Linked DNA regions of Homo sapiens: region 1 is linked to region 2. Evidence: chromatin loops called from intact Hi-C (ENCODE). Cell type or tissue: mammary epithelial cell. All regions are shown on one strand. Links, peaks and the distances in the headings refer to the core of each region. The heading gives the core; the rest is flanking DNA. Region 1 has its middle 5.1 kb from the start of SAE1. Region 2 has its middle 7.1 kb from the start of NPAS1.

Evidence for each region. A loop is a pair of places that touch in the nucleus more often than their neighbours do. Peaks named below come from ENCODE experiments on the same cell type or tissue, not always from the same donor. Only the 100,000 strongest peaks of a DNase experiment are listed, where the experiment ranks them.
Region 1: it touches region 2 in a loop (11-fold over the local background); 33 of 110 quality-filtered maps call a loop at or near these places.

Annotation. Positions count from the first base shown.
Region 1 is chr19:47,123,541-47,127,927 of GRCh38, reverse strand. No RefSeq gene overlaps it. Among named protein-coding and RNA genes, the nearest start is that of SAE1, 5.1 kb to the left of the region's middle. In mammary epithelial cell, for the core only: a CTCF peak has its summit at 2,548 (motif pointing right); a DNase peak (open chromatin) is centred at 2,547.
Region 2 is chr19:47,010,568-47,014,954 of GRCh38, reverse strand. No RefSeq gene overlaps it. Among named protein-coding and RNA genes, the nearest start is that of NPAS1, 7.1 kb to the left of the region's middle. RefSeq lists a silencer at 3,341-3,554. In mammary epithelial cell, for the core only: a CTCF peak has its summit at 1,811 (motif pointing left); a DNase peak (open chromatin) is centred at 1,864; H3K27ac peaks cover 269 bases.

The DNA of each region.
Region 1 (4,387 bases), core at 173-4,172, 110 kb before region 2:
GTTAGAGACCAGCCTGGCCAACATGGTGAAACCCCATCTCTACTCAAAATACAAAAATTAGCCGAGTGTGGTGGTGTGCGCCTGTGATCCCAGCTACCCAGGAGGCTGAAGGCGGAGAATCACTTGAACCCGGGAGGTGGAGTTTGTAGTGAGTGGAGATCTTGCCATTGCACTCTAGCCTGGGCAACAGAGCGAGACTCTGTCACAAAAATAAATAAATAAATAAAATAAAGATTAAAAATTAAAGTTCTGATTCCAAAGTTTTTTGCACTTTGGTGTGCCACTTCCTAATCTCCGGGGAAAATGCCAGTTACAAGATCAAATAACCACTTTGTGCAGGAAACGACATTTAGAATTCAGAGAATGACCCAGCTGCAAAGGGCTGTGTCAAGTATCTTTTAGATAAGCCTCTGAAAATAAAGTGCTGTTTAGTTGCCTTATATTATTAAAGGAAAATGTACATGGATTATAGAAAGAAAAATAGAGGCCAGGCACGGTGGCTCATGCCTGTAATACCAGCACTTTGGGAGGCCGAGGCGGGCGGATCACCTGAGGTCGGGAGTTCGAGACCATCCTGACCAAAGTGGAGAAACCCCATCTCTACTAAAAATACAAAATTTTAGGCATGGTGCCGCATGCCTGTAATCCCAGCTACTTGGGAGGCTGAGGCAGGAGAATCGCTTGAACCTGAGAGGTGGAGGTTGCAGTGATCCGAGATTGTGCCATTGCACTCCAGCCTGGGCAACAAGAGCAAAACTCTGTCTCAAAAGAAAGAAAGAAAGTAATCCTGGGCTGGGCGCGGTGGCTCACGCCTGTAATCCCAGGACTTTGGGAGGTCAAGGTGGGTGGATCACAAGGTCAGGAGTTCGAGACCAGCCTGGCCAATATGGTGAAACCCGGTCTCTACTAAAAATACAAAAAAATTAGCCAGGCGTGGTGGCACATGCCTGTAATCCCAGCTACTCGGGAGGCTGAGGCAGGAGAATTGCTTGAATCCGGGAGGCAGAGGTTGCAGTGAGCTGAGATCGCGCCACTGCACCCCGGTCTGGGTGACAGAGCGAGACTCTGTCTCAAAAAAAAAAACAAAAACAAAACAAAAAAGAAAGTAATCCTGAAGGTCCATGGCATATAGTAATTCGTAATTGGTTAGGGAGTGACCCAGTGACCCAGGTTCTTACCTGTGACTATGCCATAACTCTTGTAAAATGATCACTTTGTTGGCCAGGCGCGGTGGCTCACGCGTGTAATCCCAGCACTTTGGGAGGCAGAGGCGGGCGGATCATGAGGTCAGGAGATCGAGACCATCCTGGCTAACACGGTGAAACCCCGTGTCTACTAAAAATACAAAAAATTAGCTGGGCATGGTGGCGGGTGCCTGTAGTCCCAGCTACTCGGGAGGCTGAGGCAGGAAAATGGTATGAACCCAGGAGGCAGAGCTTGCACTGAGCCAAGATAGCGCCACTGCACTCCGGCCTGGGCAAAAGAGCGAGACTCCGTCTCAACAAAAAAAAAAGAAAAGAAAAAGAGCCCTGAAAATAAAGCTAATTGCTGCATAAATTATTTTCTCCTGTACTTGCAGACTCATTGAAGGTCTAAAAGTGTCTCCCTTTCCTCTCTTCACTTCTACTTTTTATAGTTTCTGGGAAAAATTAAATGTGATGGTATAGTCTCATGTTTGGAAATATGCATCCTTTTAAAAAAACATTTTTATTGGCTGGGCCCGGGGGCTCACACCTATAATCCCAGCACTTTGGGAGGCCGAGGCAGGTGGATCACAAGGTCAGGAGATTGAGACCATGCTGGTCAACATGGTGAAACCCTGTCTCTACTAAAAATACAAAAAAATTAGCTGGGTGTGGTGGCGCATACCTGTAGTCCCAGCTACTTGCGAGGCTGAGGCAGGAGAATGGGTTGAACCTGAGAGGTGGAGGTTGCAGTGAGCTGAGATTGCGCCACTGCACTCCAGCCTGGCAACAGGTCAAGACTCCCTCTCAAAAAAAAAAAAAAAAAGACATTTTTATTGAGGTGAAATTCACATAATATAAAATTAGGCAGCATTTTGAAGTGCACAATTTAGTGGCTTTTAGTACTTTCACCATATTATACAATCACCACCTCAATCTAGTTGCAAAACATTTTCACTATCCCAAGAGTGGTGGCATAAGTCTTAAATGGCCAGGAGTCAACTATGATTTTGCTATGTAAACAATTTCAAAAGAACTGGAATAGTTCAGTGTTACAGCTTAGCATAATTTAGTATAAACAGTCCTTTCCCCACTTTTTAAGTGCTATCTGAGCTTTATTCATTAGGTGATTATTAATTAGGAATGCTATATTGTAGAACATCTTGGCATGTCTGGTCCTTGTCCTCTAATCCCAGTAACAAACCCTTCACCATTGTGACGATGAAAAAAGGTAAGTTTCCAAATTCTCCCAAGGAAGCAATACTGTTCCCTTGAGAACCAGATGACAACCAAAAAACCAGTCGTTAATTTTCCTTAATAATTTCCAAAATGTCCTCTAGGGGGCAACATTATCCCTTGAGAACCAGGTAGACCAATCACTCCTCTTCCAGCCTGGATCTCAGGACCTCTCACCTCCTCAATGAATCTGCGATTGGATTAGCAAGGAAGAAAGGGAAAAAATGCTATGGGTTGGTGGTCAGCAGGTTCCAACAAAATGGAAATGCCTCTCTTTGGCCAATGGTCTCCTCCTTTGTTCTCCAGGCGTTGGTGCCAAATGGTAGTGCTTCTTCCACACTCTGGAGGAACTTCTCTGTGAATGCCTCCTCACTCACAGTGTAAATAACCCTCCCTAGAGCCATCCCAGGAACTGGAGAAAAAACAGGTCTTTCATCAGCATAATTACTGGCCGGTGGCAGTGGCTCACACCTGTAATCCCACCACTTTGGGAGGCCGACGTAGGAAAATCAATGAAGGTCAGGTGGTCAAGACCAGACTGGGCAACATACGGAGACCCCCTTCTCTAGAAAAAAGAAAAAATTCTGGCTGGGCGTGGTGGCTCATGCCTGTAATCCCAGCACTTTGGGAGTCCGAGGCAGGCGGATCACGAGGTCAGGAGTTTGAGACCAGCCTGGACAATATGGTGAAACCCCATCTCTACTAAAAATACAAAATTGGCCGGGCGCGGTGGCTCAGGCCTGTAATCCCAGCACTTTGGGAAGCCGAGGCAGGCGGATCACAAGGTCAGGAGATTGAGACCATCGTGGCTAACACGGTGAAACCCCGTCTCTACTAAAATTACAAAAAAAAAAATTAGCCGGGCGTGGTGGCGGGTGCCTGTAGTCCCAGCTACTCGGGAGGCTGAGGCAGGAGAATGGCATGAAGCCAGAAGGCAGAGCTTGCAGCAAGCAGAGATAGCGCCACTGCACTCCAGCCTGGGCGACAGAGCGAGACTGCGTCACACACACACACAAAATTAGCCGGGTATTGGGCCAGGCGCGGTGGCTCACACCTGTAATCCCAGCACTTTGGGAGGCTGAGGCAGGTGGATCATGAGGTCAGGAGATCGAGACCATCCTGGCTAACATGGTGAAACCCCGTCTCTACTAAAATACAAAAAAAAAAAAAAAAGAAAGAAAATTGGCCGGGAGTGGTGGCGGGTGCCTGTAATCCCAGCTACTCAGGAGGCTGAGGCAGGAGAATGGTGTGAACCCGGAACGCGGAGCTTGCAGTGAGCTGAGATCACACCACTGCACTCCAGCCTGGGCAACAGAGGGCAACTCCGTCTCCAAAAAAAAAAAAAAAAAAAATTATCAGGCATGGTGGTGTGCACCTGTGGTCTCAGCTACTTAGGAGGCTAAGGCTGGAGGATCACTTGAGCCAAGGAGGTGGAGGCTGCAGTGATCTGTGATTGTGCCACTGTACTCCAGCCTGGGCGACAGAGCAAGACCTTGTTTCATAATAATTAAATAATTATAATAATAATAATATCGATGTACCAAGAGCAGAAAGAAACAGGTACCATGGAAGTATTAGCTGACTTATGTGCATTTAAGGAAGTTCAATAAAAAAAAAAAAAATACAGAGACCTGCCAGCCCAGAGATATTTTGGAGGTCCGGGAGAAGAGTTTTGTTAGAATTTTGTTTTTTCCCTAAACACAGGGCAAGCTACTGAAACTTTCATCCCCTATACCCCCATCCTTTGATGGAAAAGGTGGTAAGAAAAAGCCCTTTGGAATTTTGGGGGCAGCTTGTATCATGGCCGGGAGACCTGCTCTCACTCATCAGCGAAGTGAACTGTAAGGCCGGTGGAGCCCAGAGCAAGAGGAGATTCTCTAGCCTGTCCAGGATGTGGTGCAAATGACTCTACCATTTAGGTCTTATAACCCAGCAGATGCACAAAATATGTGCGTGCAGTACAATAC
Region 2 (4,387 bases), core at 86-4,085:
AAAAAAAAAAAAAAAGAAGGTTGGGTGTGGTGGCTCATGCTTGTAATCCCAGCACTTTGGGAGGCTGAGGCAGGCGGATCATGAGGTCAGGAGATCGAGACCATCCTGGCTAACACGGTGAAACCCCGTCTCTACTTAAAATACAAAAAAATTAGCCGGGCATGTGCCTGTAGTCCCAGCTACTCGGGAGGCTGAGGCAGGAGAATGGCGTGAACCTGGGAGGCAGAGCTTGCAGTGAGCTGAGATTAGGCCACTGCACTCCAGCCTGGGCAACAGAGCAAGACTCCATCTCAAAAAAAAAAAAAAAAAAAAAAAAGAAGAAAAGGGCTGGGTGAGGGGTGAGGTGGTGCATGCCTGTAGTCCGAACACTTTGGAGGCCAAGGAGGGAGGATTACTTGAGCCCAGGAGATCGAGACCAGCCTGGGCAGCATGGTGAAACCCTCTCTACAAAAAAATACAAAAATTAGCTGAGTGTGGTGGTGCACCCCTGTAGTCCCAGCTACTCAGGAGGCTGAGGCAGGAGGGTCCCTTGATCCCAGGAGATTGAGGCTGCAGTGAGCTGTGATTGTGCCACTGAACTCCAGCCCTGGGAGACAGAGCAACACCCTGTCTCAAAAACAAAACACAAGCCTGGTGCAGTGGCTCACGCCTGTAATCCCAGCACTTTGGGAGGCTGAGGCGGGTGGATCACTTGAGGTCAGGAGTTCAAGACCAGCCTAGTCAACATGGTGAAACCTGTCTCTACTAAAAAAATTACAGAAATTAGCCAGGCATGGTGGCGGGCGCCTGTAATCCCAGATCTCAGGAGGCTGAGGCTGGAGGATCGCTTGAACCCGGGAGGCAGAGGTTGCAGTGAGCCAAAATCATACCACTGCACTCCACCCTGGGTGACAGAGCAAGACTCAGTCTCAGAAAAAAAAAAGAAAAAGAAAAAGAAAAAGAAAAAGAAAATTGATGGTGAAAAGCGATTAAAACAAGGCCTGCTATCTCGTAAGGGTCCAATGATTGTTAGCTTTTATTAATTTAATATTACTTGTATTTTTTTTTTTTTATGCAGGGTCTCACTCTTTCACCGAGGCTGGAGTGCAGTGATGTGATTACGGCTCACTGCAGCCTCTACCTCCCGGACTCAGGTGATCCTCCCATGTCAGCCTCCTAAGTAGCTGGGACCACAGGTATGCGCCACCACTCCTGATTAACTTTTTGTATGTTTTGTAGAGATGGGGTCTTGCTCTGTCTCCCAGACTGGAGTGCGTAGCACAATCGTCGCTCACTGCAGACTCGAACTCCTGGCCTCGAGCAATCCTCCCACCTCAGCCTCCCAAAGCACTAGGATTACAGGTGTGAGCCTCCGTGCCCGGCCAATATTATTTGTTTTGCTAACATTTATGTTAATTGCATGCTCTTCAGGCCCACCTGGGAGGCAGGTTGGCTGTGAGCTTGCATGTCCTGAATCTCTACTTTCTTCCCCTCCTCTCAGCTCCTGCAAATCGGACCCAGTCTTGTCTCCCCAGTGCCCTCAGGACACACTGAGTTTCTCACCCGGCTCTGCAAGGCCCTGAGTGGCCTGTGACTGAATGGTGGAATAAATGGGTGGATGGATGCAGTGACAGAAACAGTAGCTCATTCCCCTGCTTCTCGGCCAGCTCCTGGGACACTTCGCTTCCAGCCCCATTTCTCAGAACCCGCCTCCTCCTCAGTCCCTGCTGCTTCTCCTTCTAATCCGGCCTTACTTCCTAAAAAGCCGCCATCCGGGCTTTCTACTCTTCCCGGGATGGCCATGGCTGGGCAGGGCGGCGCTCTGCTGACCCCTGGTGGCCGCGCGGAGTAACACAGCTCATTCTCCACCAGGGCAGTTGGCCTGGAGCCCTGGAGCGAATGCTGGGTGCTGGCTGCGGCTTGGGAGGCACAGCTCCCGCCCTCGTAGGTTTCACAGGAAAGTGGGGAAGACAAAGGATAATCAGATACTCACACTGTCGTATGCGGCAACCCTGGCGTCATCTGCACCTTCTCTCTGCCCCAGTCTCATGCCATCTTCAACAAATTCTGTAGCCTTGACCTTCAAGATACCTGGAATTCCCTGTTCTTTCCACTATCACCGTCCTTCTCTGGTCTAATCCGCCACCGTTTCACTCCTGGACTATCGTAGTTACCTCCTTGCTGGACTCCCAGAATCCAGGCTCAGTCTTAACTGATTTCTCCTTTAGCCTCAGGCTCCAATGTGACTCACTTGACACTCTTACTGATTCGTCTTTATTTAAAATATTGATAGTTTGTTCATCATGGATTTGGTTTTTTTGCACTAATTTTGATTTTTTAAACAAGTCTCTTTTTTTGAGATGGAGTTTCGCTCTTGTTGTCCAGGCTGGAGTGCAATGGTGCCATCTCGGCTCACGACAACCTCCGCCTCCTGGGTTCAAGCCATTCTCCTGCCCCAGTCTCCCGAGTAGCTGGGATTACAGGCATGCGCCACCACACCCGGCTAATTTTGTATTTTTAGTAGAGACGGGGTTTCTCCATGTTGGTCAGGCTGCTGTGGAACTCCTGACCTCAGGCGATCCACTCACCTCGGCCTCCCAAAATGCTAGGATTGTAGGCATAAGCCACCACGCCTGGCCCAAAAGACTTTTATTTATTTATTTTGAGATGGGGTCTCACTCTGTCACCCATGCTGGAGTGCAGTGGCAGAATCTTGTCTTAATGCAGCCTCAACCTCCTGCGATCTTCCCACGTCGACCTCCTGAGTAGCTGGGACTACAGGCATGTGCTGCCATGCCCAGCTAATTTTTTTTTTTTCTTCGAGAGGGAGTTTCCCTCTTGTTGCTGAGGCTGGAGTGCAATGGTACAATCTTGGCTCACTGCAACCTCTGCCTCCTGGGTTCAAGCGATTCTTCTCTCTCAGCTTCCCGAGTAGCTGGGATTACAGGCATGTACCACCATGCCTGGCTAATTTTGTATTTTTAGTAGAGACAGGGTTTCACCATGTTGGTCAGGCTGGTCTTGAACTGACCTCAGGTGATACGCCTGCCTCGGCCTCCCAAAGTTCTGGGATTACAGGTGTGAGCTGCCGCGCCTGGCTTTTTTTTTTTTTTTGAGATGGAGTCTTGCTCTGTCGCCCAGGCTGGAGTGTAGTGGCATGATCTCGGCTCACTGCACCCTCCACCTCTCAGGTTCAAGCGATTCTCCTGCCTCAGCTGCCTGAGTAGCTGGAACTACAGGCATGCGCCACCACACCCAGCTAATTTTTCTATTTTAAATCGAGACGGGGTTTTGCCATGTTGGCCAGGCTGCTCTCGAACTCCTGAACTCAGGTGATCCACCCGCCTCAGCCTCCCAGAAATGCTTGGATTACAGGTGTAAGCCACCTCGCCTGGCCTGCTCAGCTAATTTTTAAAGAATTTTTTTGTAGAGTCGGAGTCTCACTCTATTGCCCAGGCTGGTCTCAGACTGCTGGGCTCAAGTGATCCTCCCATCTTGAACTCCAAAGTGCTGGGATTACAGGCATGAGCCAGTGCACCCAACCAAGACAAACAATTTTTTTGGTTTGTTTTGTATTGTTTTTTTTTTTGAGATGGAGTCTTGCTCTGTCACCCAGGCTGGAGTGCAGTGGCGTGATCTCAGCTCACTGCAACCTCCACCTCCCGGGTTCAAGTAATTCTCCTGCCTCAGCCTCCCGAGTAGCTGGGACTACAGGCGCACACCACTACGCCCAGCTAATTTTTGTATTTTTAGTACAGACGGGGTTTCACCATGTTGGCCAGGATGGTCTTGATCTCTTGACCTTGTGATCCGCCTGCCTAGGCTTCCCAAAGTGCTGGGATTACAGGCATGAGCCACCACGCGTGGCTGACATTTTTTTTTTAGAGCAGTATTAGGCTAACAGCAACTTTGCTTTTTGAAAACATTGTGCTGAAATATTTTTATGTTGATGACTGAAGTCTCTTTCGTGTTCTGTTAAGTTTTGCAACTGAGGCAAGTGCTCCCAACAACTGAATCCTCGTTAACTCCTCGGTCCTGCCTAAATAATGGCCACATTCATTTGTTTACTGTGTTCCTTCCACTAGGATGTCAGCTCCGGGCAGGGATTTGTTTAATGTCTGTGTGCCCCAGCCTGAATGAATAACACACCGAGAAAAGTACTTTTTTTTTCTTTCTTTTTTTTAGACAGGGTCTGGCTCTGTTGCCCAGGCTGGAGTGCAGTGGTACGATCTTGGCTCACTGCAACCTTGAACTTCCTGAGTTCAAGTGATCCTCCCACCTCAGCCTCCCGAGTAGCTGGGATTACAGGCATGCGCCACCACGCCTGGCTAATTTTGTATTTTTTTTTTTTAATTTATTTATTTTTTATTGATAATTCTCGGGTGTTTCTCACAGAGGGGGATTTGGC